Regions from separate parts of the Mus musculus genome. Here all the other regions are linked to region 1. The links are chromatin loops, found by intact Hi-C in ENCODE. Cell type or tissue: gastrocnemius. All regions are shown on one strand. Region 1 overlaps Xdh (xanthine dehydrogenase). Region 2 has its middle 33 kb from the start of Galnt14. Region 3 has its middle 14 kb from the start of Galnt14. Region 4 holds the start of Ehd3 (EH-domain containing 3). Region 5 overlaps Galnt14 (polypeptide N-acetylgalactosaminyltransferase 14). Region 6 has its middle 50 kb from the start of E330032C10Rik.

What was found. Hi-C counts contacts between places; a loop is a spot of excess contacts. Peaks named below come from ENCODE experiments on the same cell type or tissue, not always from the same donor. Only the 100,000 strongest peaks of a DNase experiment are listed, where the experiment ranks them.
Region 2: a loop joins it to region 1, with 7 times the contacts of the local background. A loop is called at or near these places in 26 of 42 quality-filtered maps.
Region 3: it touches region 1 in a loop (4-fold over the local background); 8 of 42 quality-filtered maps call a loop at or near these places.
Region 4: a loop joins it to region 1, with 13 times the contacts of the local background. A loop is called at or near these places in 23 of 42 quality-filtered maps.
Region 5: a loop joins it to region 1, with 7 times the contacts of the local background. A loop is called at or near these places in 18 of 42 quality-filtered maps.
Region 6: a loop joins it to region 1, with 10 times the contacts of the local background. A loop is called at or near these places in 41 of 42 quality-filtered maps.

What each region holds. Positions count from the first base shown.
Region 1 is chr17:73,879,680-73,884,679 of GRCm38, reverse strand. Xdh (xanthine dehydrogenase) reads left to right here. Exons shown (of 36, transcript NM_011723.3): 36 at 197-785. The coding sequence ends at 247. Among named protein-coding and RNA genes, the nearest start is that of Xdh, 68 kb to the left of the region's middle. In gastrocnemius, a CTCF peak has its summit at 2,299 (motif pointing right); a DNase peak (open chromatin) is centred at 2,326; H3K27ac peaks cover 1,671 bases.
Region 2 is chr17:73,741,018-73,746,017 of GRCm38, reverse strand. No RefSeq gene overlaps it. Among named protein-coding and RNA genes, the nearest start is that of Galnt14, 33 kb to the right of the region's middle. In gastrocnemius, a CTCF peak has its summit at 1,896; a DNase peak (open chromatin) is centred at 1,891.
Region 3 is chr17:73,721,475-73,726,474 of GRCm38, reverse strand. No RefSeq gene overlaps it. Among named protein-coding and RNA genes, the nearest start is that of Galnt14, 14 kb to the right of the region's middle. In gastrocnemius, a CTCF peak has its summit at 2,004 (motif pointing left); a DNase peak (open chromatin) is centred at 2,043.
Region 4 is chr17:73,802,321-73,807,320 of GRCm38, reverse strand. It overlaps Ehd3 (EH-domain containing 3), which reads right to left and starts at 2,480. Exons shown (of 6, transcript NM_020578.3): 1 at 1,852-2,480. The coding sequence starts at 2,078. In gastrocnemius, a CTCF peak has its summit at 2,667; DNase peaks (open chromatin) are centred at 2,178 and 2,524; H3K4me3 peaks cover 2,430 bases; H3K27ac peaks cover 2,173 bases.
Region 5 is chr17:73,569,671-73,574,670 of GRCm38, reverse strand. The region is part of intron 2 of Galnt14 (polypeptide N-acetylgalactosaminyltransferase 14); the gene reads left to right. Among named protein-coding and RNA genes, the nearest start is that of Gm46602, 95 kb to the left of the region's middle. In gastrocnemius, a CTCF peak has its summit at 2,042 (motif pointing left); DNase peaks (open chromatin) are centred at 1,630, 2,033, 2,488 and 2,697.
Region 6 is chr17:73,298,468-73,303,467 of GRCm38, reverse strand. No RefSeq gene overlaps it. Among named protein-coding and RNA genes, the nearest start is that of E330032C10Rik, 50 kb to the right of the region's middle. In gastrocnemius, CTCF peaks have their summits at 42 (motif pointing left), 1,182 (motif pointing left) and 2,028 (motif pointing left); DNase peaks (open chromatin) are centred at 50, 1,163, 1,617 and 2,005.

The DNA.
Region 1 (5,000 bases):
CTACATCAGACATGCTCAGTAAAAATAAAGGAAGGACTAGGAACTTAAGGGGTCCTGTGCTGGGGTGTCGTCCTTAGCTGAGACTATAAAATGGGGTTTGGTCTTGGCATGGTGTTGGTTGTGGTGTCTCTGTGATAGAGTGGGAGGGACACCATAGAAGAAACATGGCAATGACAATTCTTTCATTTCTTCCTAGTGTGCCACTGGAACACCAGAAAACTGTAAATCCTGGTCCGTGAGGATCTGAAAAGGAGGCTCCCCAGTATGGTTTTATACTACAGCCCTGATTCCTCGGAATGTCAAGTGCATACCGTAGTATCCAGATTTCCACACATCCCATGGGGACTCAGCAGGATGGCATTTTCAAGAAAATGGACAATTGTGATCCAAATCATGAGTTGCAAACAAACCAATAAGCAAACGGGGAGCTGCTGGCCCAAGTGGCAGTTTTGAGTAATTCTGGGTAATTCTGAGTCCATTTTTGATCACATATTTGAAATGAGGTTAGCAAGGGTTTGCATTATGTCCCTACTCGCCACATGGCCTGTGTAACTAAGATTCTCACACACCTCCTGACGCTGAAACCAACGTTTCTCTAGATCTGCATGCTTTCTTCAGAGAGCTTATATCTGCCAAGCCACCAAGGGCCGTGTTGTAACCGCAGCTGCACACTCATAGTCTTCAGTGGAATAGTGTGTGTGTGTGTGTGGGGGGGGGGGATTAAAACCTCCAACTGCCTTTACATCATAGAAGACAATAAAACATGATAATGAATGTGGGGTTAATTCCAGGTCTGTTGAGCTACTAAGGTTAGATTATTCTCTGGTGCAAAACTCCAACCAATCTAATCATTGAGTGCCTACAGCGCGCTGGGTCTCTTCTCTCCTCCCATTTATGTATACATAAGATTCTGTTTAAGGACTTCCCTGAGAATAATTTTCTCCTAGAAACTGTGATACTGAGGTCAATATCAGTCAGAGGGGAAAGCCCGAGTTCGACTTCACATGTGTGCCGTTCAAATGCCTTCTCTTCCTCTGATGCATTTTATTGGGAAATGAAAGACTTAGACCACAATAATCACTAGGATCTCCCCCTGCTCTAAGTCTATAAATACATGACCCGAAAACTCCTGTTACGTAAGGGAGCTGCAGCGATCAAAGACTTGGCCCCCTTTGCTCTTATGCAATGTCTGGGCCGAATGAACCCTGCGTAGATTCTTCCATTTGCTCGCAGTTGGTAAAGAGAACAGGAAAGATAAGCCCCCCCCCCCGTCCCCCCCACTGCCCAGGCAGGAGATTCCAGCACAGCACAGTACTGAATGGACGAGGTAATGGGGTCAGCGGCTTCCTTTCAAGCCCCCAGCCTGCCAGACACAGTCTTCATGTCTGGCCACGGGAGGAGCACAGGCAGAAACGATGCAGATGCAGACGGTCATGTCTGATGTCCTAATAAATGTGTCCGTTAGCTGTTTGCCATATGAGAGATGCTTAGAGGTTCTCCCATCAAATGCTAGCATCTTCCATAGCTAGTCATTATTTCTAAAATGAGTGAGCTTGTGCATGTGTATACACATGCACACGCGCACACACACACACACACACACACACACACACACGCACACACACGCACGAGCGCACGTGCACATGCATGCATGCATGCACATGCCACATTCTCTTTTTCCTCCTTCCCTCCCCCTTATCTTTTTGGGATAAGATCCCAGGCTAGCTTCAAACTTATTATATAGCTGAACATAACCTTCAACTTACAGTCCCCCTGCCAATTGCTAGGATTGCAGGCATCTGCCACCTTGTCCCACTTATGGGATGTTGGCATGAAACCTGGGGCTTTGTGAACATAAGCACTTTATAATGGAGCAACCTCCCGCCTACAAACACCTTTCAATGTAGTCTAGATATGCTGTTCTTACAACATGGCAGAGGTTGGCAATGCTTTAAACACCGAGCTGGTATTTACACTGAGCTATACAGACCTGGTTCAGATGATTTTCCGCAAGGTTGTGAGATGTACCCTTCGTTAATGAGGTTCTACTGAGTGAACAGTGAATGACTGGAATTCCCTTGTGTGCTGAGGTTGACGCAGGAACCCTGTTCAGGGGAACTCACGCAGAAATTTGTGGACTAGAACTCTCCATGCTACTCTGAGGTGTTGACTTCCTCAGATATCTTGCCTTTCCTTCTGTCTTACCTTAATCCACATGGTGCCTCAAGTCTGTGGAGTGAGGTCCCTCAGTCTCTCCCAGGGCTAACCAGCGTTGACAGCAATGTGACACTACAGCCTCTAGAGGGCGGTAGAAGCCCGAGGATAAGGCAGGCTTCTCCAGATGGCCCGGCAGTGTGGCATCTGTGGTTATTACTAGGACACTGACTTAGGATCCGGGAGTGGATCAGATATCCTCACGGGCTTCCCCGGGAGCTGGGTTTGAACCTGACAAGCTGACAAAAATCTTCTCAAAGGAGCTTTTTCAAGACACGGGTCAGTCGTGGGAGGGTGACAGCCAGATGGAAGGCTAGCAGGGGAAGGCAATTCTTGTTTTTTTTTTTTTGAACATCTGCAACATGCCATGTGCCAAATTTAATGCTTTATCTACAGAGCCTCATTTAATCCTCCAAGTGGCCCTAAGGGGCAGGTACTCTAATCCCTGTAAGCACACGAGTGACAAGCCTTACTCTCACCGTGCCAGTAGTGAGGGGTCTTAGTCAAGACTGCTTCCTTCTAGAAGCCCACCAGAACCAGGGGTAGCTCTTCTGCCTAAAAGGCTGACAGACCTGACATACCATGGAGGGGATCAATCTGATTATCAGAAAAGCCCAGGGTCCCTGATGTGCAGGATAATGGGAGCTAAGGCATCAGAATGCCTGCCTGCTCACTTGCACGTGGGGTAAGGACTCCCATATTGGCGTGGATAAGATAGTGAGTGACTTGAGGTAAGGGAAGCCTTGAATGCTCATCCCACTCTGGGTAAGGTGGCTGGGGTGCAGCGAGGAGAGGGCGGGATGGAGGTCTTCAGGAGGAACCCTGGGCAAAAGATAAGAACAGAAATAGTCCGGGCTGATTGATTTATGCCTGGGAACATCCCCGAGCCCGTGATATTTTTATCTTTAGCTGACAGAGCACTTGGAAGACCAGCACTGCCTGTTTTGGATCTTGCAGCTTCCTTGAATGGCTGAGGCCTGAGATTGCCCTCATGGCCCCAGACCCAGGAAGCTGTGCTTTTGTTTTTTTCCTCTATCCTGAGGTAGAGAAGGGCATGTCCCTAAGTTGGAAGACAGACTCTATGACTCTCCTGTCACCTGAAACAAAGCAGCCATTGACACTAGTGGAAGTGACAGCCTCTGCCCAAAGGGATTCTGACGTCATCTCTGCCCTTGAACTTCCAAGGCCTTGCTTACAATCCCCCAGACCAACTAACTCAGCATCCTAAAGCTGGAAGGAACATGGAGACCATAGAATATGAGTTCACAAGGTGGGAGTGGGGGCGGGGGTGGAGGTAGCCAGCTGGGTCTAGATCTCCAAAGCCATTTAATGGCAGAGCCAGGCTTACGATACAGCCTCTCAACTCCGAGTTCCTGCTTTTCCAACAAAACCACGAGTCTGCTAATTAGGTGGGCCTTCTCTTCTGTAGCCTTCACTCTAAGAGCTGGGAGGTGACCAGAACCTGGTTTTCCCTGCTTGGAGAGGAGATGAAGGACCAAGCTGAGCACCGTGATAAACGGGAATGTTTGATTGCTGTGCCTCTACGCCCGGGCTCTGGGAACAAGATTCTAACTCTTCCTTACTTTGCAAGTGGAGAGGAAAGCATTAAGTGCAAGAACACTATCTCATTCCGAAAGCAAGGTGCCAACTTGTCACATGAGGAACTGTGTGAGGGCGTGGTGGAGAACTGGTTTTGCCTCCTGTAGCGTATTGTCGACGTGAAAGGGATACAGCACTCGAGTATTACATTTGAGAGGCTCTGCAGAGGTTTCTTTGAAGCCAGAAGGCTGTATATTGCCCTTGACAAAGAGAGGAGAGCATTCGTAGGTGTGTATGTACGTCTATGTGTGTGGGGACGCTGGTGGTGGGGGATCTTTCCAACCAGGGAGAAAAGGAGGGAGACTCGTGAAGAGCATTTGGAGATCCACTTGGGCAGGTGTGGTCAAGTCAACTTGAGGCCTCAGGACGGTGAGAGGCACAAGGCCAGGGTCAGGAGCACTCCTGCAGTTTGGCACAGCAAGGGGACCAGTAGACCAGGTAGGGTGGGGCCACTCAGGATGATCATCTGGAGGGTTTAGTGTCACCCCAATGGGAAAAGGAGCTAGCACTGTACGAGGCCACAGGCTCCAGTGTGGCCACAGGGAATGTACTGGGTACTCTTTTATGGCTTGACCTCTCCCCTTCCCATCTCCCTTTCAGTATGGAGGAAAAGTAGCAGTCCTTCCTCGCCTGGGGGCTCCGTGAACAGGAGCAAGACCAAGGGTTCTCATCTTGGGATTGTTTTCGTTCTGACATATTCCTCCTTCAGTCTGGGGTCCTGGAGTGTCTCTTGGACAATCTGAGTGGCCTGTGCTTGGGTTCCCTGTTTGGCTAATGGTCCTAATGCATGAATTATCACTAAGTGTTGTTGAACCAGCGTGTGTGTGTGTGTGTGTGTGTGTGTGTGTGTGTGTGTGTGTGTGTTCCTGTGTTCCGACTAGGTAGCATATTTTCAGTTGCCCTCCTAGGTGGGTACATCCCTGTGGACACTTCTTTCTCTTGCTTTCCACCCAGGATAGGCTGGCACAGTGACACAGGAGACTCTGGTAGCTCTGGTAGCTCTCCGGTGTCAGAAACAAACACCCACAGCCTGCCCAAGCCCTTGTCCTTCTGCTCCCTTTTCTCTGGCAAGTTTATTTTGCTCACCTAAATCTCAGTCCATTCACATGTAAAATAGTACCATGAGCTCATCAGGCTTGCCTGGCTGTTGTGAGGAGTGAATGAGGTCAGGGATGGGGATGGGGGTG
Region 2 (5,000 bases), 140 kb after region 1:
CAATGGAAGATGGCTGAGGAAAGGCAAGATTCCAGGCCTCCAGTAGCAAAGCAGGCCTGATCCGGGGACCCCGGGATCAGGTTGCCTTGAGATGGGGCTCACACAGAGCATGCCAAAGTGAAGCCTGCTCTCTGCTGTCAAGCTCCCAAAGGAAACTAGTAACTCTTACAAAGAAAATAAATCCCCTCTTCTTTTCTTATTTTATGTCTTGTGTAAAAATTCAGTCATCAAAAAGAACCTTCTAGATTTCAGATGAGGCTCAGAGCAGGGCAGTCAGCAGCTGAGTGTAAATAGCGTGACTTTCCTGCTGTCACCATGCTGGGTTAGAGAAATGAGCTTAGCCTCCAGGACGTTTCTACAGCGAAATGTATGTATTTGTAATAGGAGGAAAAGGGAGGAAGTGTACAGTGGGCCCTGGGTAGGTAAAAGTGGGCCAGCTCTGCCTGGCTTCAGGGAGGAGCATGGCTGCCTAGTTGTCGATGAGCTCTGCAATCAAAGTCTCCCAGGGTCTTTAGCTTCAGGTCCCAAGTTACATCTCCTCTCCAGTTTCCTAAGTAGAGAGGAACATGAAATCTAGCAGGACAGAAAACAACGACTATTCAGGAAGAGTTATGCTAACTATTTGAGTGCATCTTGGTTAATTAATCTGTAAAATGCATCCCCGAATGCTTACATCACTGGGTCATTACAAAGATTAAATAAAGCCAGCAAGCTGCAGACACTCAATAAATGAAGCTCCAATTCCCCCCCCCCAGGCAGTGCAAGTATTTTATGACTATTATGTTTTATTTTTATTTTTGCCTCGAGAGTGATCACTCTCCTAAAACACCAATGTATAGAATTGTATTTTTTTTGCCTTCCATCACATTTTCTCTCGGAGTATATAGAATCCTCTCTTATGTGTGGCCTTAGGGGGTTGCCCCATCTCTATGAAGACACTTGGCTGCAGGGACCTCTAAGAAAGCACCTGTCTCCATGTTAAAATATCCTTTGAGTCAAACAGAGAGAGACTTGACTTTCTGCTTACCTCTGCTCCCTCTGCTTCAGACACAGCAAGTTTTCCATCAGAGCCCTGGGCTGTCAACCAGAAGGTTTCTGAATCATAGACCCAGTAAAACCTGGAGACTCAGAACTGACAGAGTTGCTCCAAGAACCACGTTGAGCAATCAGTTGTGACTTAAAACTGGCCTGGTATTAACAGTGGGGAGCCCCGGCAAGAAGTGTAGACTGGACTTCAACTGATCCCCTGGGGCTTCTATCATGATGAGGATTCTCTGTGCTGATTGGCTGCTTGTGTGCTTGGCTGATTAGCATGTGGTGGTCTCTTGGCCCAGGAATGATGATACCATTTAGGGAAGTGACTGTTCATCTCTGGTCCAGCTAGCTGGCTATCTACTTGAAGACATTGACTAAGGCTCTCCAGTGGGTTAGATATCAAGGGAGGAACCAGGTTAGGCCCTAAGGACACCGAGAACTCCCTGTCTGGAAAGAGGATGCTGCCTACAGGAAAGAAGACACAGAAGCAAATAATGGAGGCTGAGTCTGGAAGACCAGCTCACAGCTCAGAGGGGTGGAACGTGAGCCATGCTGCTGAGACCCTCCCCTCACCAGCAGCAAAGGAAGGTGTCAGCAGGGTGAACTGAGGCAAATCTTTGACCTTCCCCGTGATTCAAGACACTTTGGTTAAATGGCTCAACCATTCTGGAGGGAGCTCTCAGCCTTGTCCGTGAAATGGTGACCAGAATGCTGACCTCACGGAGCTCCTGTTAAGTCTGGATGGCATAACATCTGACTGCTGTTCAAGCAAATGGCCCTTAACAACCTTGAGTGCTGTCATTTCTCTGCAGGAGGGCACCGTCTTCCTGTTGTGACATGAGCCTGGTCCACTGCTAACGCTAGATGGCGGACTATCCACACACAAGAGCTCTTGGACGCATTGGGTTAGTCAGAGGCAGCTTCTTAGAACAGGGTAGGGGAAAGCCTGGTTCATTAGGGGTCCTTGCCAGCCTAACTGGATTTGCTCTCCTTGCCCTGACTCTTTTCTTCTATTGAGCTTTTATTTGACCAGTGGTGCCTTTTTGCTTGTATTTATTTCTGGAAAAGAGCAAACAGTGAGTTAAGTACTTATTCTATACACATCCACCCTGAATCCTGGGGTAGGCTTGAGTGCTCAGCTCATTTATTATTTATGAGTTTAATAAGGCTATTTAAAGACAATCAGGTGAATCTTATCATTTTATTCTTATTTAATTTTTAATTAATAATTAAAGTAACAGATTTCTTTATAGGATTTTCATAAATGTTTCTTGTTTGAGTTGGTCCTTTGAAACTCTCTCTTCACCCCAGTCTTCCTGACCCCTACACCCCACTTGTACCTTCTCCCCCCCAGTATTCCACTTTACACTTCCATGTTGCATATGTCCTTGAATCCTACCATTTAACAAATTACACTCATTGTGAGTGTGTGTGAGAGAGAGACAGAGACAGAGACAGAAACAGAGACAGAGACAGAGACAGAGACAGAAAGAGACATAGGGAGACAGGCACAGAGAGACAAAGAGAGAGAGAGAAACAGAGGAGAGAGAGGGGGGGCGAGGGAGAGAGAGAGAACACTCATGTGTAGAGATCAGAGGACAGCCTTGATCCTCTCATCACAAGGCTCCTTGAGATTTCTTTCACTCACCCGGGCTATCATGCTCTGTGGCCAGTGCATCTACTTCACAGCTATCCTACTTCTCCCAATGCTAACATTAAAAAGCCCCGGTCTCTTTTCAGGTTACTTACAGAAAAAAAAAATTACTTACAGAAACATAAAACCTGTCTAAGAATGACTCCCACTAGTCCTGGTCTTGTTATAGGACTGAGTGGCTTTCTGAAACAGGCACCCGATGTTGGCTAAGTGGACACACATACCTTTATAGATTATCTGAGGACATTATCTCTTGGGCACCATTGAAAATACTTAGGAGTCCTTTTCCTAATACATCCTAAATGTCTCCTCCAAAGACGGTTAACTACTTGAGTGAAGTTCCAGAGCTTCTTGCTTTCAGGTTGCAAGCCACAAAGGAAACTTTGCCTAGCAGGAGATGGGGCATCCCGGGCCAGCCTGAGATTGAGGGGAGGCTTAAATAATGGACTGTTGTCCCATCATCCAGCTATGCAGAGTGGTGTGTTTATCAGCAGCAGCAGCAGCAGAAGCCTGGCAGAGGCAGCACAGCCATCAGCAGCCTGAGCATAGTCTGAGAGACTTGGAGTCAGCCCTAGGTCACTGGTTCACTTGGCATTGCCTACAACTGGAAGGGTGGGCTTGGGTCACGCCGTGGCATAAGTGAACTAACAAGCACTTGTTCTGTGTGGTCTCCTGGGAGAAGCTTGCTTGGTTTACTGGTAAAGAACATTGGTTTTCTGGCTCTTAGAGTACTTGACATAGGTTGATGGGCGCACATATGCTAAGAGTACCCTGGTCTGAGGGCTCATTAAAAGAACTGCAGTGGTCTCTGGGCACAGATCTCTTCTCTCACATTGCCACTGTGCCTTGGATGAACCAGACAAACTGCTAGAGGGGCTGAGCTCAGAAAAACCTCTTGCATTCTCTTACAATGAACAAATGACTGTGAAGCTGGACTGACAAGAGGGGCTGCTTGGACCCGTTCCTAGAAGCAAGTGATTTCTGTGAAGCATGAAGCATTTGTGCACATGAGTACTTGTGTGTGTGTGTGTGTTTGTGTGTGTGTGTGTGTGTGTGTGTGTGTGTGTGTGTGTGTGTGTGTATACAAGGCTGATTCTCAGACTTCCAGAGTTGATTTTTTTTTTCAGATATAAGCCAGTTCAGGAGCTAGTAGTTCTGAATCCTGAGACTTCTTATGAGAGTTGGGTCCTTGGAGAGTAGACATGGTCTAGGATTAATCTGATGAAACAGAAAAGACATTGACTGGAAGCTAGAAGGTTCATGCTTGGCTCTCCTATGCTACCACTGACTTTGTAGCTATGGCCTTAGAGAAATCACTAACCCTGTCAGTCAGTCTTAGATTCTGAGTTGGGATGCTATCTCCTGCTTCACAGGAGTGTGGCAAAGATGCAGAAAGGTAGGGGCTGTGGAGACCTCTTTAAGTAGGGTGGAAGTTGAGTTACTGTTCTGGTGGACTTAGCATAATATGCCTTCACAGAGGGTATTAGATTCTCTCCGTGAACTAAGATAAGTGAATCAGGAGGCTAGTTATGCAGAGTGTATAAGCAACTGGCTGTGAGATGTATCAGAACTAGATTAAGAGAGTTAAAGTCACATATGTGTGAATGTAGATAGGAAGGGATGGAGGAACAGAATAGCTACTGCATATTCATGATTCATGCTAAATATACATGAGGCACAAGGAGCACCAGATATTCAGGACACAGCAACTGTTCACAAGATGCGTGAGGCATTCATTCAGATGGCCTCTTAGTGGTGATGCCCCAGTGATGCCTCCCATTTGAAGCTCCTGAAATGTAGATGAATACCCAAGATTATCAGGAGACTAGTTTGGAAGCTGAACTTTGGACAGCTGTGATTGGACCTTATTGTTTGAATATAATATTACATATATACACATAATATTAATATACACATGTAATATATGTGCAATATATATTTATTACATATATATGACTGCAATATAATATTACATATATATATGAATGATTGGCCTCTGGGTACCATCCTCCTGGGCAAACCTCAACTCAATTTACATTACCTCACCAGTCACTGGAAGGTTTGATATGGCAGATGGACCAGACATGGAAGTATGACATACCCTAGGATCCATGACTGCTTCTACCCCTCTCACAATACTGTAAGTGGATCTCCCATATCTTTTTACCCCTGCTTTTCATTATGATTTGGATAGATCTGAGTGTCCACGCTATCTGAGCCACTCACCAGGAGCTGTTTTCTTGGGTGACTGGGACCACTCTCTGGTAGGGACTATGGAAGCAGGATCGTTTCCTCCAGAGCGCTTTGGCTA
Region 3 (5,000 bases), 160 kb after region 1:
GATGCTAGTCCCCAACTTCTCAGGTGGCTGTCCAAAGTCCAAAGTGAAGAGATTGTCCAAGACAGTTGGAACTGGAATCTGCTTCTGCCTGTGGCTCTTCACACAAATCCTCTTGAGCAGGCTCCTGAGAAAAGTGGAGCCAATCAGAGCCTTCTGTTGAAATCGCTTAGCCAATCAGCTCCTTCTCTTAAAATTGCTGAGCCAGTCAAGTCTGAGAGGGCATTCTGAGGAATGGTAGGATTATTTGTCAGGATCTGAGCTTGGACTAGAGTCCACTCCCAGGAAAGGCAAAGTTAAATTATAGGAGCAAAAGCAGCAAAAGCCGGAAGACCCAGAGCAAGACACAGAGGAAGACAACACAAGCCAGGGGGAGTCAGAGTTTCAGGGCTGTTTGCTTCAGACACTAGCCTGCTGCTCTCCATTTCCTTGGATTCTGCTCCCAAGAGCTCTTACTGGTTTATCTAGGCATTAGTCTTTATTTTAAAAATAAACTCCCCTTTATTTTGGCTAGCACAAGTGGCTCTGTTCTTTAGAGTCAAAAGAATGAACAGAGGGAACCGGTATTCAAGCAGGCAATGGGACAAGTGGTTTCTACTTGGATGCGAGATGAACCTGGAAGGGCCAGCTTTGTTGATGTTAGAGCCAAGAACACATTGTTAGAAGAAATGAATAGATGTATCACATTTGTGTATAGCTAAGCTGAGAGCTAGGTCTCGTGTTTATGTATATTGTTGACGTTATCCACTGGCCACAGTTGAGAGATTCAAATGATCCTACTTAGACAGCTGACCTAGAATGAGCTATTCTTAATGGGTAGAGGGGCCATCTATGACACTGGCCTCAAGACTGACATTCAAAGCCAATCTTTGTAGACTTGGGAGAGGGCAGTGACTGTAAAAAGCTGGAAAGAACTGATCCAGTTCTCTCTCTCTCTCTCTCTCTCTCTCTCTCTCTCTCTCTCTCTCTCTCTCTCCCTCTGTGTGTGTGTGTGTGTATGCCTCTCTGTCTCTCTCTCTCCCTTTCCATGGTCTCCCTCTTCTTCTTCACTCCCTGAGTGGAAATCTTTACTCCTTTTTAAAGATTATTGGTAGTAAAAGAGACCAGGACCTTGTAAAATTGAATATGCTTCTATTTCCTTTTGTATAGAGTCTCAGTCTCAGCTAAATATGATCAGGTGTTCAAGGTTGTAAATTTGGCATTCACCTCTCTGGCTGCAGATTGCCAGCTAGTCGGCAAGTGTTTACTGAGCCTCCCCTGGGTGCTCGTTTCTATAGCAGGTGTTCTGTGAACTCGGCGAACACTTGTGAAGAAAACAGTTAATTGACTGCTCGATGTGTTGTTCTGTTGGAAGAGGTCTGATGCTTTGGTGGGCATTGCCAGGGCAACCAGACCAAGAGTCTCATCATTAATTAATACTGCAGCAATTGCACCCAACCCCTGTTTAACAGAAAGGAAATAGGTTGGAATGATTTTCTTCTCAGGGATGAGTCAAAGAGAAGTAGAGTTGAAGAGGCTTTTTCCTGTTTTTAAAGTCACTGGTGCCAATGGGGGGGGGGGGGAGTTAGGATGAAATAGTCTATCTTGTAACCAAGCAGAGGATCAGCAGCACAGTCCTCGAATATTTCCTTTGGAGAGAAGGAGGGCTCAGCATCAGAGGGTCTACCACGGTTTAACTTCTGTTGCCCAGCTATGGTTCAGGTTCATGGATAGCTTAGCTGTATAATTAGGGCTCCTGAGAAGATCTACTTAGAAGAGTTTTTCTAGATACCTCTGGGGATTCATCGAGGAAAGCACACATGCATATTCTGCCTAACTTTTTATTTGTATTGCTGTGTGTTATGTATGTAATGAATTGCTTTTCTTTGCTTAAGTCAGTTTAAGGATTATTTTCTTTCCACGCCCTTAATGAGTTTCACGTCTCAATCCACACTGCTAGTCTTAAGCGGTTATGAGCTATTTAGAATCCCATTCAGTGCGTGTGGCTCTTTACCACCACCTAATGGCAATGTCCTTAAAGTGTGAGCCCCATAATAAGGGATGAAACAGGCTGGGAGCCAAACAGTAGTAACTCTGCAGCTGTTTCTTATGCCAGTTTCCCCAAAGTTTGAAACCAGGAGGAATTATTTTCTTGAAGAAGCTGGAAGAGCACTTATGTGTGCCAAGCTCATTCCATTTCAGGTGCAAGGGAAATTTGGAGAAATGAGTTGTTGGTCATTGGTTTTGTCCTGGCGTCACTCCAATGGTTCTAGATTACAATTCTATGTGCAATCCTGGCGAATTGTTTACTCCAGCCTTTCTGACCTCATTCTGGCTAAAAGCAACCAATAACATAGGACCTTGTTAGAATTGAAGCAATCTTTGAAGCATATAAGTACTTAAATGTCAACAAGGGATACAGTGGCACTGTAGTTTGGAGTTACAACTGCTGTTAGATTTCCCAGGCCAACTCCTGATGGAGGAAAGAGTAACTGAGTCGCTTGATGAAATCTCACAGCTGGTAGTGAGGCTGGGACAGAGACACATGCTTTTCACTATGGTTCTTTGAGCTTCAGACAGGGTCCAAGTGACTCCATACCCAGTGCGTATGTACCCTTAGCTGGCTTGTGCAGTTGCTCGCTGGCCCCTCTTGTCTTTATTTTTCTGAATGCTTTTGTTTGTTCTGAGTTTGGAAAGCTTGTCTGGTTTTGCTCTGTCTTTGTGTTCAAACAATGGCCATCTAGTGTGGAACTGCTAAAGACAGCATGGTTTCTGGTTGAGCTAGGTTTAAAGCTTCGGAGACCCTGTAGATAACTCTGCAAGGGACGGTAGGCATTTTGTCACAGGCTCCTGACACAAGGCTCTCCACTCCATAGGTCTGTGGCCATCAGTCAAGTAAGGGCAACACCCTAAGCCCCTCCACAGGTAGAGGATGTGACCTCAGATCACCTAGCCTCAAGACACATCTCCATTTTAATGAGGTACCTAAAAGTCGGAAGGGCTTAGCCAATTAAGCTCCCCTTCCTAGACACTCCTCCCTGCAAAAGGTATTTAACCTCAGGCCCGCCCTGAGAAAGAGGGGTACAGTTTTACTCATCACTACTCTTTGCCGTGACAATAAGTGCTTTAAAACCATGGACTCCATCTTCTCATCAGGATCTGCAGTGAGGAAGCAATGGAGCAGGTGTTCCTCTAAAGAGCCGGCCCGCCTAGTCTCCCACAAAAGGTCTCTCAGAGCTCTCAGCCAAGGTCTCCACCAAGCCAAGGCACCCACCGAGCAAGCCAAGGACTCTCTTGTCCCCGCAGGACGCAGCTGAAGCTCTCTTCTGTCCTTTTCCCTTCGGCCCAGGCTAGATCCAGCCCGTGGGCCCCCACTCCGTTCTCAGCTTTCCGCAGCATTCAGCGGCATCCTCAGCTGAGATGCCTGCCCTGTTCTCTTTGGTCTGCCTTTTGGAAAGTACCTCTGGGTATTGTAAGCTCGAGACTGTGGGTTAAAGGGTGGTGGCATCCATCTGCTCTGTGCTTGGGCTGCTCGGTGAGGTGGGAGCGAGTAGTTTTGACTGCTCGTTCCTCCACTCTGTCGCTAGGCAGGCTTCGGGCTATGAGAAGCCGAGGGACCCTGCTCTTGGGGTGTAGAGCGCAGTCTGAGGTCACCAGGACAGCTGGCCCGGCTCTGGGGTCCCCAGGCCTACATGGAGGTGATCACTTTTTCCTCGCAGTGTTGATTAGCATCTTAATGACAGCAAAGAACTAATAATGGAGGAGCCTGATCAGTGAACATAATCACTGTGGCTGGGAGTGTGACAGAGAGATTGAGAAGGGTGTCGTTCAACTAGTCATGTCTTCTGGGAAAGGCCTAGCATCCTGAAACAGGTCTCCGGTGGTTAGAAGAAAGAGAAACAAGGGTGAGGGATAAAGAAGAGAAGGAATAGGAGGATAAGGGGGAACTAGGAGAAGAGAGACAGAAAGGAGCAGAGAGACAGGAGGTGTGGAAAGAGAGAAGGAGAGGAATGGAGGAAGGGGAGAGGGAGAGAGGGGAGAGGGAGAAAGAGAGGGAGAGGAAAAGGAGGGAAGGAGAGGGAAAATGATTAGAGCTGTTTTTTTTTTCCTTTCCTTTCCTACCTTCCACTGCTTATTCAGGTTCTACCATTAGCCTAGTAGTTTTAGAACTGCCCCTTAATAGGTCCTTGTCTCTATCTGTCCTGGATAGTCTGATGTCAGCTTGACACAAGCTAGAATCATCAGAGCTGAAGGAGCTTCAATTGAGAAAATGCTTCTATAAGATCAGGCTATAGAAATGCCTGTAGGGCATTTTCTTATCAGTGATTAATGAGGGAGGGCCCAAACCATTGTGGGTGGTGTCATTTCTGGGCTGGTGGTCCTGAGTTCTATAAGAAAAGCAGGCTGAGCAAGCCAGGAGGAGCAAGGCAGTAAGCAGCAACCCTTCGTGGCCTCTGCATCAGCTCCTGCATCCAGGTTCCTGCCCTGTTTGGGTTCCTGTCTTGACTATGATGCTCCTATGATGGTGAACAGTGATACAGAAGTGTAAACCAAATAAACTCTTCCTTTCTAGTCACGTTTTCTTTCCTAGTCACATCTGCTAGTCACTAGTTTCTTTGGTCATCACCATAAGTGCTTTGCAAACCATAAGTGCTACATAATGCACTTCATCAGGGGTTAAACATTGTTGTATTAGCATCCAAGGGACATTTCCACTCAGCTCCTGCAAATGGAATTCCATGCCACCACCAACTCCCCCCCCCCCAGCTCCCTGTCCCCCTCCAACACACACCAGTGCAAACTTCAGAGTCATTTTCTGCTCCCTAGAGATTGCTTTGTCTTTGCAAGACCGAAAAGAAAAACCCATCAGCCTTCAAGGATTTTAATTATTTATTTTTAATTACACAAGTGATGGTTGAACATGCTCCAGCAGTAAAAAAATTCACACAATACATATAAAATGAAAATCTCCCTAGGTGAGGAATCTTAAATAGCTCTCGTCTTAACCTGGCAGTTCCCAGCTC
Region 4 (5,000 bases), 77 kb after region 1:
CTTAAACTTTCTAGTGTTCGGGGGACCCTGCTCTTAAAACACATTTGCTTTTCTTCCCTCCCATTTTGCAAGATGGCTGCTGGGAACTCCCCAGAGCTTAGTCCCTGGACATGCTCAGGTCCAGAAGCTACCAAAGTGCCTTTACTGCGGGAAGGAGATGGTCCAGTAGCTTAATGTCCTCAGGGTCATGACCAAGGATGATCAGAGGGCCAGGGAAGGCGGTGCGAAGCCAAGAACAGTTTGCAGATTGCCCACACTTCCCATGAGGCATAAACCCAAAAGGGTGGAGAACAGCGATACAAAGGAACTTGTGTGCACAACCCAGGTATCTCTGAAGCACATTTGGCACCAATTGGTGTTTAATAAAATTAAGGGTTGACTTTGAATCCAAGATTCTCCCTCTGTGTTCCCAGTTAAATCCATTCAACACTACAGGTAAACATAGGGTATCCGTGGAGTTTTCTAAAGAGAGTGCTACAGCTTTCTTTTTTTTTTTTTTAAAAGAAAAGTGATTTAGATTTTTAAAAACAAGGTGAAAAAAAAACCCACAATGGATTTATGTCTCATGTTTAAAATATATTAGAGTTAATAAGCCACAACCCCCAGGTCCCCACTTCAGAAATCATTTGACCTTGCAAAGCTGCAGGTCAAGTTGACAGCCCAAGACTGTCCACTCCACAAAGACAAATGATTTGGTGCTCTGCTCAGACAGGACAGGTTAGCATGGTACACACACGGCTCCCAGAAGCTTAGCGCGGGAGACACGAGAAACTGAAAAATGAGTCACCAGGTTGTCAACTCTGCTGCTCTCCTTGACAAGCAAAGCACGTGGCTCTGTAGATCATGATGCCAATCCAGAAATATGAGGACTGCTGCTTTAAAGCCCTCTGCAGATGGGTGCCCTTGACTCTGGGAGGATACGGCACCTGTAAGAGTGTGACCTCTTAGCCCAAAGGGCCATAAGCAGCCTCCAACCTTTGGAATATGTGTACCCCTCAACCTTTGAAAAGGGCAGCCTGGCTTTGCAGTCTGTATGCAGTAAAGATTGAGAGAGGCCTGTTCTTCAGAGCTATTGGATTTTTCTGACTTTCTCTCTGAATGCTTGCAGCCCCCAAAATCTATCATTCAACGGAATGGAAGACTCCCTGTTAAAGTTACAGGCACGTAGCTAACATTTTTCACAGGCACCGAGGGCTGCTTCCATCTTGTGCAGCTCTAAACCATCACGTATCCTCCCATCACCTCTGCTATCTCACCTGCAAAGTCAAGGGCCAGATGAGGCATCTTAGTATCTCCTCTACTTCTGTAAGCTGCTTTATTATTATTATTATTATTATTATTATTATTATTATTATTATTATTATTGAACTATTAAGTTCAAAGAAGAAACTTATTAAAAGTATTCTGCTTCTCTAAGAGACAGCCCTAAAAGCACTGTCAGAGAGAAGGAAAAACGGTAAAAGAATAAATGACCCCAGGGTCTCCAGTTCACCCCCATCCCCAGGCCCGCGACCATGAGAACAACTCGGCTGCAAAGGTAAGGCTCCCCGGGATAATCCCAAGCCCTTCACGAGATAAGAGATTCTAGTCAAAAGGAGGGTTACGGTATCCCCACCTTCATTAGGAGTCTGGTTCCTTCTGTGCCTCAGTTTCAGTGCCCAGATCAGACAACAGGGATGACTCTTAATAAAATGACCAGGGCTAAGAACTGAGGAGGGACATCATATAGGAATCAATGGGGGACTCGGTAGTAGGATCAACTTTTGAGGCCTCCCACAGGGATTTCTTCAGAGCCCTTAATGGAAGACTTTCCACGTCACCCGGAAGGCTCAGCACCCAGATGAGGCTCACCTGATGAAGGTGGTCTTGCCGGTAGAGTACTGGCCCACCAACAGGACCATGGGCTTGTTGTCGAAATCAGCATCTTCCAGGGCGGGCGAGTGGAACTCGTGGAAGCGGTAATACTCTTCCAGAGGCAGCAGCTTGGTCTTGTAGAGTTTTTTGAGTCCATCGCTCACCGTCTGGAAGACCTCAGGGTCCTTCTTGCGGCGATCATCGTTACCCAGCCAACTGAACATTGTGACAGCTGGGAGGAAGCTCCCGGGAGTGGCACCCGCCTAGCTCGAACAACGCCGCCACTACTGCCTTACCAGAGCTCGGGGCTCAGACGCACCATGGCCCGGGCTGCCCCAGCTGCTGGATTCAGTCCAGTCCCAGGTTCATCCACAGCCCGGTTGGAGAGAAGGATGCTGTGGATTGTGTCAAGAGAACTGCAACCTTGGAAATTAAAGACAAACCTGCCGGGAAGCCGAAGCCTGAGTTCCAGGTCTCCCCAGATAGATGACTAAAGGATGCTCGAGCTCCGCTACTGCGGAGCCCAGGCTGCGCCGGGTAGGCAGCGGCTCACACAGCTCCGCATCCGCAGCAGCATCCCGCCGCCCCCGGCGCGCGTTTAAATGCCAGACGTGCAGGAAGTCCCCGAGAACTGGCAAAACCCGGCCAGCTCCACGGTCAGGGCGACGCGAAGCCAAGGAGGGCGCCGCCATGTCTATGGGCAGGCGCTCTGCGGCCGCGCGGACTCTATCTGCAAAAAGCTGCTGCCAGAGTCCTGTGGGAAAGCGCAGGCATTTCTTTCCCAGCCCTGGGGATTTGACTTGGGAGCAGCGCCCTCTCAAGGACGGAGACTAAGACAGCCTTGACCTACTCTACCGTTTTGAGACTCAGTTCCTTTGGTTACTGAGGTCAGTTCCCTGGGGATACTAATATTGGGACCCATTTGGGGAAAATTCTACTGTATTTTCCTTGGGGCATGGAAAGAAGGTGCCCCTGACAAGTGACATAAAATAACCAAAAAATCAGTAACTTATCTTTTCACCAGGCCTGAGGTGAAGTGAAAAACAAACAACAAACAAAAACGGCTTTCCTCTTTCTCTCCTCCCCCTCTCTCCCACTCAATACGGTAGGTAAAACCAGCAAAACACACACAGGCAGGGAGTGCTAAGGGGCAGCGACCTAATTTGACACAACTACATACAAAGCTGAGTCTTTGAGGAGCCTTTTAGGAGATGTAGCAGGGTAGAATTACAACAGACACGAAAAGAGGCAGGCAAATTTCTGAGTTTGAGGCCAGCCTGGTCTACAAAGCGAGTTCCAGGATAGCCAGGGCTACACAGAGAAACCCTGTCTCAAAAAAAAAAAAAAATTAAATTAAATAAAAATAAGAATAAAAAAAAAAGCAAGCAAGCAAGCAGAACCATCTTTTGCTTTTTTCGTGGTCAATTTGAAGGCATTACAGGAAACATGGCTGTGAGATGTCTCTTCAAGGATGAGCTGAGAGAAGACTGGAAGGCATTTGAGGTCACATAAAAAGCCTTCTTAAAAACAATCCAGAGCAGTGTAAAGATTTTGGCAGAGCTACATCCAAAATGGTAGATCGTGAAATGTATGATGGGAACAGGCATGGAAGAATGTGCACACCAAGATAGGAGCCAAACAAGAAATGGGAAACCCATAAGAATATCATTACCAATAATTGCTATGTAACAAAATGCTCACCAAGCACAGGGGTTGCTGAGATCTCAGGAAGCAACATTGTAGCGCCCCTCTGAGGAAGATCGTGCCATTGCCAGCAATGCCAAGAACAGTGATGAGACATTGGCCAGATGTGGCAAAGGGTGGGGCAGCAACAAGGAACAAAGTCAATGACAGTTCTAGAAGGATTCTAACCAGTGAGGTGGCAAGCCTTTCCTCTCTCCTAAGGCAGAGGGCTCCCACTGCCCTCCCTTCCACCAACAAGATAAGGAGCTAATGGACTAGGTCGAGCTGGGGAGTCTGGGAGCATCGTCTGGAGGGGTGGAGGCTGGGAAACTGCAGAACATCAGGGAACAGCGGCAGTGGGGGAGCAGAGGAGGTTAGAGTCAGGAGACTCCGGCAGTAGGATCGACAGTCTGATAAGCGGTGAAGGAGGAAAGGATGGTCACCCAAAGCTTAGAGTGGTTTCAGAGTTTCTTCTGGGAACCAGACAGTTGCAAAGCTCATGCAATGACTGGAGAAGTTGGCAAGGGAGCAGAGTGAGTAGGTAGAGGATCTGTTTGAGCTACGATGGGTTGCCCTTGGAATAAACCTGTAGGCATGGCAGGTAGAGGAGGGGTTTGCTGACACTGTGGGATTTCTGTGGGGACTATTAGAGATGGTGCTGAATAAAATTTCCTTAGTTCAGGTTTCCTGACACTCTTGTTGAACCCAAGAGTGAACTATCTTCTTCTGAGCACTGTAGTCCGCACTGAGAAACCATTCAGACTCATGTTTTACATTACCACCAATGTATGAAGCCAGGAGGCAATATCACAGACATCTCATGACTCGGGTGGAGTTGTCTATGAAAATTAATGAGGTGGAGCTAAACTGTATATTGAACTATGGTGTACAAACAGCTTTGATATTCCATCCACAAGAGGGATTAGAAGAAGGGGGAAGGAGAGGGGAGGCAGGAGGCGGGAAGGGATGGAAACAAATAACCAAACAAATATTATGGGACCTGCCCAGGTGGATGCCTTTTGTAGTGGGTGACATGATGTGGTTTTAGCATGGAGATAGACCAACACAATCATGACACAGTCAAAATGCCAGCAAATTCAGAAACCTCATAAACACAGAAGTTGCAGTAGAGAATGTGTGAATGTCATTACAGTCCAGGAATATATCCTTAAACAAGATACTGAAAACACAAACAACAACAACAAAAACCTAGTAGGTTTGGATTTAGTAAAAATGAAGAAAGCTGAAGCAGGAGAATCACAAGTTCAAGGCCCAGGACTGGAGAGATGGGTCAGTGGGTAAAGTCTTTAGCATGAAGCTGGAGAGATGGGTCAGTGGGTAAAGTCCTTAGCATGAAGCTGGGAGATGGCGATGTGGATCCCCAGATCTCATGTATAAGCAGGATGGGGTGGAGGACTGTCTAATCCCAGCACTCAGGCAGAGACAGGGGATCCCTTGGGTAG
Region 5 (5,000 bases), 310 kb after region 1:
TGTGCTACACACTGCTTGCACACAAACTATCCCAAAGATCCTGCTTTCTACTTGGAGGTTGAAGAGAGTGAGACGCCCACCACAGAGGGTACACCTGCTCCTCAGCTGGTAGTCACCCTAGGTGATGCATGCTATATAATGCTAAAAGCTTAGTGGAACACTAAAAGACCGAACCTGGATTTTCCAGACCAAGTCTCACATTCCAGCCTGGCTCTCTAAGCAAAGGGCATGATGGGTAAACCCTCAGGAATTCAGGCTATGCTCTCTCCTGTCACTAAGAGAAATTCTTTCCATAGCATCTCATGCACATTTTACAAGGTGAGAAGAGACTCAGAGGGGCCTCTTCACTTAGAGTTGTTTCCTGTCTGCCTGCCCAGGGGGCCTTTCACCATACCCTCTTTGTAGCCACTGGCTTAGAGAGGTCACAGCTCCAGAACACAACAGAGAGCAGGTAGAGAGCTTTGTTAGAAGCAGAAAGAGGCTTTGTGAAGGGGGTTGTTTTGTTTCCTTGCCAACTGCTCCTTTGGTCCTGGTAGCCCCTCTGCTTGCTTCTGAGGTCTGAGAAAGCAATTGGGTCTTAATTATTTTCCCCCTCTAAACCTCCATGCTCTGGCCCACACATGCTAGAGAGTCACAGAGAAATGCATGACTGTCCTTGCACCCATTCCAACACAGACTGGCCTCTGAGTGGCAAGAGTCAAAGGCAGTTCAACTGGCAAGGTATAGAGTGTTGGTGTAAGGGTAGAGAGTATTGACTCTTTGTCTTTGTTAGTTGGTTTGGGTCCCCATTTGTAGAAAAAGAATTTGCATACAAAGGACTTTTATAATTGTTGAGGCTTATTATGTTGGTAATTTTGAGCATTACTATATGAAGTCATTGGGACTCGGTTGCCAAAGCAGAGCTGCACAACCTGGAAATCCTGTATGCAGCATGTATCCCGTGGAGACATTCAACTTGTCCTCGTTAGTCACTATCAGTATTGCATGGAACTGGAGTCTTGGTGTCCACATGAACACAGCAAAGGCTACAAACTGGATGATGGCCTGGTTTCTACTAACGCTGACCAATCTGTGAATTTAACTCTCCCTATAAAATGCCATGAATGTCCCCCTAAGCAGCAGTGTCTGTGTCCCCTATAGCCAGAGTCCCCTCCTCCTCCCTCCTACTGGCCTAAACTCTCTTAGAGTCGGAGTCTCATTGAAATTCTTTTTGATATTGCTATTTGAATTCCCCAGCCCTTATCCTGTTACTCCTCTCTGAGCAAAAATTTAAATACCAAGTTATTATATTTCCTTGAGCAGAAACTACGTGTGGGAGATCAGGAGAGAGGGAGGGAAAGAAGCCCCATTAGGGGCTTGTGGGAAGCCTCATTAGGTCTTAGTGAGGTAGCTACTTCCTTGTCCTGATTCTAGATGCCAGGCCCCCCAGGAAGGAAACAGGCACTGGAACAACTGGGTGGGAGGCCTTGGAGAGCAGGCACGACTGCTTTTAGCCATGGGAGGACATGCCAAGAGCTCACCAAGTAGGTGAGCGTGCTGAGTTCTGTCCTGCCCTCTCACTTTCCGGTGCAAAGCAGAAGTGAATGTTTGCACAAAGGCCAGACTTGTGGGGTCAGGCAAGGAAGAGCCAAGCTTGTTCGTCAAAGAGCCTGGCTTGCCAGCCAGCTCTGGGCTCTGTACCTACCCAGGGTTCCATCTGTTAAAGAGTTGTAATCGGCAGGGAGGCAGTGGGAAGGGCAGAAGGGACTGAGGTAGAATCCTGATACTGTTTGAGAAGACAAAAGGGGAAAGAATATTAGCCGTATGACTGCCTCAGGGCAACAGCCTTGCCCTCCAGGAGCTGGAAGTGTGCTACTCAGAGAATTCTGGATTCAGCAAATGTTACCCGAAAAAAAAAAAAAAAAGCCCAAAAGAATAGAGATCACAAGGCTCAGAATTGGGGTGGGTACCTAGGATCAGAAGTCATCTTGAGGTTCTTGAGCAAGGACAACTGGATCCTCCAACCCTAGGCTGAGTTTAGTAGAGTGCTGCCCCCTGCTGGTGGTACCCCTGAGATCTCAAGAACGAACCCCAGAGCCTGTCCACAAAAGCACTGTGTTCTTCCCTCAGACCCAGATCACTGGGTCCTAGCTACATACAGGATCTCCCTCATCCAGCTCCCGCTTACGGAAACCATCTATGACTAGCGTCCTCACCAGCCAGGTTTCCTAATTCTGCTGTGAGTCTCCTACAGATGCTGGTGCCGTCCCATAAGCTCGTCCACACAGACCAATAGAACCCATGGGACTCACTTTGGGGCCTGCCCACCTCAGTTATGACCAGCATAGCTAATGGTGGTCAAGAGTTCTCAAGAACAATGTTGCTGACATATTGGGCTTGATGATGCTTCATGGAGGGGTTATCCTGGGCACCCCAAGATTCTAGCAGTTTCTCTGGCCTCTATTACTAGATGCCAGTAGCACTCCCTACCCTAACAGCTACCTTCCCCCACACGCCAAGTTGTGATTGCCAAAAATACCGTTCCCATATGTCTCCCCTGGAGGACAAATCTGCAGTGAAGATCACTGCTGTAAATCTGGTCTTGCTTTTTACCCAAATCTTCAGAGATGAAATGAAAATATTTATCACCAGTTCACTGCCAGCACGAGGTCAGGCCAGACCTCCTATGTAAAACAGGCTGAAGTCGGGAACAATGTACAGGGTCACCCTAGGGTCAGCATGGGGTCTCCGGGATCTGGCAGCCATTTCCCATCCTGGCTGAGATGAATGGACTAACTCACTTTCTCTGCACCTTGCTTTTCTCTTTTAAAAAGCAGGGATAAAAATAACAATAATGATCCCATGCACTTTGGTTGTTATAAGGGTCAAATAAAATATGGAGAGTGTTGACCTATTTTCATATATATATATATATATATATATATATATATATATATATATATATATATGAATGATAGCTGAGCCTTGTGTGGAGGAGAAGCACGCTGGTAGAAAACCAGAGATGATTAAACAAACTAATGAAGCACCAGATCAAAAACCAGAATGGAGGGGTCAGACTGTCAGGTGTGGAGGTGAGGCTGGGGAAGGACAAAGGTGGGGTTCAAGGTCAGGCTCGATTCCAGAGAAATAGATGAGCAGCATCAAGGTGGGATATGTTGGTTTCTAAATGCCAGTCTTAGCAGCTCTCAACCCAGGCTCCTTCTGAGAGGCACTTGGAAGCCGTTTAAATATGTTGATACCCAGACTCCAATCAACTCAAGTGTGTCCTTGCTCAGTTCCCAAGTGACTCTAATGAGCAGCAAGACTTGAGGGTGGCCGTTCTGCGTGAGGGCTTCTCAGACTTAAACAGGCAAACAGACAGGTCGTCTTGGGATGTCTGTCCATCTGACTCAGTAGGTTGGGGGCGAGGGGGGCTGATATCCAGCATTTCCCTTCTTCTTAAGGTTTATTATTCTTTTTTATAATTTTTATTTATGCATCTGTGTTCCTGTATGTGAGAGAGAGCGAATGTCACATGGATGGGGACTGCTGGAGGAGCCCAGAATAGGGATTGAGATCCCTAGGAGCTGGAACTACTACAGGTAGTTGTACCATGTGTGTCGCTATCCTGAGTCCTCTGGAAGAGCAGCCAATGCTCTTAGCCATCTCTTCAGCTCTGAGGTTCTGCATGTCGAATAGGTTCCCCGATGACGGCAATGCCTAAGGTCTGTGGCTCACACTTTGAATAGCAAGAACTCACAATGGCTTTGAAAGCCTGATTCTCCAGACCAAAGGACCACCAGTGGCAGCATCGCTTGGGAGCAGGTTGGAAATGCACAGTCTTAGGTTTTGCCCAGAAAGCTTCAGGTGAACCCCAGAGACCTGGCTCAGCAAGAACTTTAGGTGACTCTGAGACCTGCTCTGTGAAGCACAGGCCAAGTGAAGTCCATGTGTGATCTGGTTCTGCCAGAAGCCTCGGGATTTAAGGAGAGAGTAGAGGCCTTGGGATAAGTGCATCCACCTGCCTGTGTATTTGTGTGCCTCTCCCTCTGTCCTGGTATCTTGGCTTCTGCCTTGTATAGACTGGTCTCCCTTGTTCCCTCTTTCCCCTCTTCTTCTACCCTCATCCCGGCGTCCTCTTGGCAACTGGCATCACTGTTCCTAAGCTCTGTGAACTGCAGGGTCTCATGCTTTACCTCACAGCCAATGACCTACGTTGGCTGCCTAGCTCATTCGTGGAACTGAGCCCCAGTGATGCAGGCTTTGTTCCTGCTAAGGAGACCATCCTGCCTTGCAGCAAAGATCCTGCTTGTTCTGGTGTCAACTGCCCTGTAGAGAAAGGAACAGATTGAACATCAATTACAGTGTCTGGTGTGTGATAAGGGGCACGATATCTGTTTGCTGAATAAATAAAAGAGAAAGACTTTAGAAAGACTGTCAACCTCTCTCTTTCTCTCTCCCTCCTCTCTCTCTCTCTCTCTCTCTCTCTCTCTCTCTCTCTCTCTCTCTCTCTCTCTCTTCCTCCCTCCCTCCCTTACCTGTCTTCCATGCAGAGAGGAAAGAGGAGCTAAAGAAGCCCTCTCTCATTATCCTTTACCCCCAGAAGCTTCATATGAGAAGTGGAGAGCGCAGTCAGAGAGTTAAAGGGAAAAAAAAGTTTTTCCCCCTTTGAAGAGTTCTCATTACTGAAAAGAGAAAGAGCTAAGAAACAGCACGTGGGAGGGGTCTAAGCTTATTAAATTTGCTTCCAATTTTCTTACCACAGTAATTGGATTCTGATTTATAGTATGCATTTGGACAGTGCCTGGAACAGACAACTATTAGCTGAGCATTAGAGCAAGAGTTGCCAGGAGAGGGCTGTTGGGGTGAATTGCCTCAGAAGCTGAAGAAACCAGGTGACTTGACAGGGAGGGGTGGGAGGAGGAGAAGGCATTGGTTCTCCCATGTAGGCTGATGGACTGACCGAGTCCTTAGCGCTCTCCTCGCACCAGGAGTAAGGGCAGTAATAATACCATAGCCAG
Region 6 (5,000 bases), 580 kb after region 1:
TGGGAGAATGGTCCTGGATTAAGCAGAATGTGGTGAAATACTGCCCCCTGGTGGTCATAGTTGCTGCTTCAACTCTTCTACCTTCTAAGGTTCCTGGGCCAGCAAGTGTCCAGTGGTCTTTATGAGGACCGTAACCTGGGTATCATCCGAGTTGCCACAGCCAAATATACAACCCTGTGTCCTTCCTAACGTTTCCTTCACTGCCATCTCACGGTTGTCCCAAAGAGGGGGCTAGAATGCTGCAGCTGTCCACTTCTGGGTGGCTCCTGTATGACACACAGAACCATCATCTTCCCACAAAACTATAGGCTCATGCTTTAGAGCAGAAGGCACTGAAGCAGGAGGAGAAAATACACACATTCAGACAACTTGGTGTAACTTGCTTGCACCCGCAGGACCCTCTTGGGCCTGATCATGAATGTATATACCACTTCCACTTGATAATAGATTATTTGTGGACCTGTCCCCATAATCTTTGAATCCACTGTCCCTTTTATGCCCCCAGAAAGAGTCTTGGAAAAGAGCTCTTGACCAAAGAGAGGAAAATCGCCTGCTCCCGACCTATGCTGCCCCTGAGACACACACTGTTTGGGTCTATCACATGCCATGGTATCTTATGTCTATATATGTTTCCAGCTCAGGGCAGCAACAAAGATCAGAGCATACACTGATTGCTCTGTGAATGGTAAGAGCAGAGTTGATGGAGCACAGTGGAAAACAAGGAACATGGTGGCTTAGACAGCCTTAACCCAGAACCACCCAGCCTAAGGCTCAGGTCTGCTCTGCCTCTATTGGGCGATGTCCTAGGGGGAAGGCTTTCTCTGTCTGGGCCCCTTCTCCGAAAAGTAAGACTGATACAAGGACCTCTAAGGTCTATTCTATACATCAGGGTTGGGGAACAAGTTCCTAAGAGTCTAAGCAGCAACTAGCACGGAAGGCAGCATTTAATCACCATGAAAAAGACCCACTGGTTCACTAACAGCCCTAGCGACTCACACTGTCCGGGGCAGTATGCGGGACCGCGCTCTCTCCACACAGCATGGGAGCAGATGCGTCTCTCTCTACCTTGGATGTTTATCGGCATGAAAATGAACAACCTCTTCCACCTACCTGGAGTTAGCCATCATCCCTGGACAGATGCTGGTGAGACAGTGACACCTAGTGGCGAACCTACCAATAACTGTCCAGCCCCACAGCGGGCCCTGCAGGCAAAGAGCCTGCCAGAAGTCTGCTCCGGGCTGTGGTTAACCAAGAGCAGTAACTCACAATGTGAGCATTGGAGGCTGAAGTGGGTCCCTTAAAGTTATGCCTCAGTCTGGCCCTAATTAGTTTCTTCAATTAGTTTGACATGGCCCTTGAAGCCTTCACTTGTTCCCCAAGTCTAATACGGAGTTCTTACCAGATAGGAGTAGCCCAAAGCCCAATAAAGGAATCCTGGATTTCACCTATGTCATTTCTGTCCGCCCCCATCCCCGTATGGCTGTGTAACAGATCAGGCCACTGACTCAGATACTGCATGCAAAGACTTCAGTTCACCCCCAAATGCCATTGTCTGCAGAGGGAAAACAGTAGACACTCGTGGGATAAGGTTTTCCCTAGACGGCAGCAGAGGTCTGTACAGGAGTAACCCGTCCGACACCCCGCCCCCCACCCGGAAGGAAGTGGTAATTGGCTCAGACTGAGGATACAAATTCTAGAGTCGCCATAGCCTCTGATGGTGCGTGGCCACTTTCTCTTATGAAATCATGTTTAGCACCAACCTTCTAAAGGTGAGAGCTGGAGTACTGCCATTTCAAAACACCTGCTATGTCACACCCACAACTTAAATAGGGAAAGCTAACTCACATGCACATGCAATTACCAAGAATAAAAGGCAGTTATTTTCTTTAAAGGATTGACGTTGGGGCCCAGGAGGCTTCCTGCTGGGTACTGGAGACACTCACTGGAGATGGGACCTGGAACTCCCTTGTGCTGTTGGCTACGACACTAAGCCTTGAGATGCCTCGCTATCTCCATCTAGTGGTGATGATGAACATTACACCAGTGGGGAAAGGAGACACAAGCCAAGAATTTCAAAGTCGGCGGGCACTGAAGATTTTGAGTTGAGAGGCAATGCTTGGCTCTGTGTTTTGTATGTCTCTAGTGAATTATAAGTCTTTGAAGTAAAGATTACCATCCATTCTAACACTGGGAAAATAACACTAAAAGCTAAGAGAAGTAACTTGAGATGAGCATGCAATTAGTAATTGCTGAGCTGGTATTTAAACTGATATATGTGTGGATCTGGAGTGTATTTCCACACCCAGCCAGCAGTACCTCTGCCTATAAAGTATTTGGGGCAGTAACTTTTTAAAAATTCTTGAACAACTGATGAGTGAGTTTTATTTCATCCCTTCCGGTCCTTCCAGCTCAGGCTCTCTCTCTCTATCTCTCTCTCTCTCTCTCTCTATCCCTATCTCTATCTCTATCTCTATCTCTATCTCTATCTCTATCTCTATCTCTATCTCTATCTCTATCTCTATCTCTATCTCTATCTCTCTCTGGAAAGACAGACCATGAGGCAGTTATCCTATGGGGGCAACGGCACTGAAAACAGACTCACTGGGGGACTTTGTGAAGGCTATCCTGGGCCTGCTCCAGACAGTCTTGTGATAGACCTGGAGTGCTGGTGGAAGCCTGGACACCCTCTGAAGTCACTGCTGTTCCCCGGGGGAAGATCATTGTCCCTAGCTTAGAAGTGGCAGTGAAGCATTGCCTAGTGATTGCAGGAGGGGAAGATGTCAGGCACCTCACAGGAAAACCAAAAGTGACGCCTGGTGTCGGCAGAGGAAATCTAATAGTGGCTGAAGTCCTGCTTCATGAGTTGTAGTAATGCCTCTAACAAACGCAAACTGGTTGCTGTTTGTCAGGCTGCTGGACGAGAGAACTGGGCTTTGAGACCCCCCCCCCCCCGGCCTCTGTCTGGCAGCCCCATCTGGCATACTTTAAAGATGGGAGGTTCTTCAGAGTTGAGCATCTCACTTGGGGATGAGGGATGCCAGCTGCTGAACACAGCTGTGGTGCAATGGGAATTATGTTATGGTCTCTGGTTCCTAAGCCCCCTTCCTGGCCTTAAACCACAATTATCAGCTCAGGAAACAGGGCTGTGCCCAAAGCCATGAGCTAAGAGGGTAAAACATAGATGGTTGCTTCAGAGCTACACTCTTTCCACTGGTCTACACAAACACTTATGGGGAAAGTCTAGGCTGGCTGCCCACAGTCCAGTCTACACAGGCTGAGCCATTGTGGACTGGAATGGCTGGACAACATACAGGGAGGCGGAGCTTGACCAGAATAAGCCAGAAATGCCCTAAAGGAGCAAGAACGGATGTTTACCTTATACCCTGAGTCTTTGGGGTACCTAGAGATGAGGGAGAAATAGCCTAGGAGAAGGTCTGGATACACCTTCCTGTGGTGCAGATATCTGATTTCATGGTAATCGACGCATGTTAATGTTCTGATGTCTGATATCTGAGTCAGTCACTATAGGAATGTCTCCAGCCCCAACCTATCTGGTCACTCCATTCAGCAGGCAACTCACACTCTCTGTGAGAAAGCCCATGAGTGTGAGTTAACAGGAAACCACTTACTACAAAAGAAAGCCAATGTAGGTTTATCTGCAAACCCCACAGGTGGAAGCTCCACTCAGCAGCTGGCCCGTACCCGTCATGGTGGACCCTCCTCAAGAAGCCACAAGGCTGGGTATAAAATCCTGAAGATCCAGGCTAGAATCCCAGCCACCTCCTCCCGTGTGACCTTCATCTTAACTTCTGGTCCCCAGCTGTTCGCCTCTGTAAGTAGATGCTAAAAGATACAATCTCTTGTGTCGTGACTTTAATGCCCAGGGTAACCTGCAACAGAATCTGTGGACTTTGGGGGATAATGAGGTGCCAATGTTGGCGCATCTGTTGCATCAAAAGGGCCATCCTGGTAGGAGATATTGAAGTTCAGGCAGGCTGGGAGCAGGTAAAAACAAAAGGAAGTCTACACTCTCTGCTTAATTTTGTTGTGACCCTAAAACCTCCTAGGGAAAAGGTAGTCTTTTAAAGTGTACATCTAGTGGACATCTTAAGGTTAATATGAGAACGACATAAGATGATGTTGTCAAAAGGCCTCATCTGATCTTGGTGACACTGTGGGACCCACAGTAGCGGAATGATGGGTTATCGTCCTCTCATGAGCACAAATGCTTCCACAGCAAGGGGAGATGGCCAGCTCCGTCATATCACCTCCCACAGGAAGCCTCTGGGGTGGGAATGGGTATAAGAACCAAGGAGCAGAGACGGTGACTGCCTGAAAGAGGCCTTCCCTTCATCCCTGGATCCCTGCGTCCCTGTTACAGTTCCTTCTGGGTACTGCTCAGCAAAGCATCAAGAGAAAGGGCTGGTGTCTGGAGACTTAAATATCAGTTCTGACTTCATGTTTAAATATATGTATGGGCTTTGTCATCATCTCTGTTGCCTCAGTATACTGAGAATCCCTGGAAAGGATTTCTTCATTCTGTCAATACATTTCCAGGGCCCCAAGTATGAGCCAGGCGACATCTAAGACTTATTTCTCTTGCAACAACCTACATATGGTTTTTAAAAATGACATGGCAGTGCACTGGAAGAAAAGAAAATAGAAAAGGCACGCTGCGCAGAGCTGCAAGCATAGACACCTCCATCATCTCCTGCCCACCCTGGAGCTGGTGTGCTCTTCCCTCCCTTGCCTCTCGAACCTGCACTGTTGTGGGAGCTATGAATGTGAGTCTTTTGGACCACATTTGGATTGCATGGAGGACTGCAGGGCTATGGTCTTGCCCTCAGTGTCTGTTCACCGCTGATCCATCTCCAGTCTCTGCAAAGAGGTCAACATGAAGCCAGGGCAGGCGTGGATGCTTCCTGGACAACAAATCTTAGTTTTGCTCATGTCTTCCTCTCTGGCCTCACCTGTCTTTCCTGGGAGATGCCCTTAGCCCA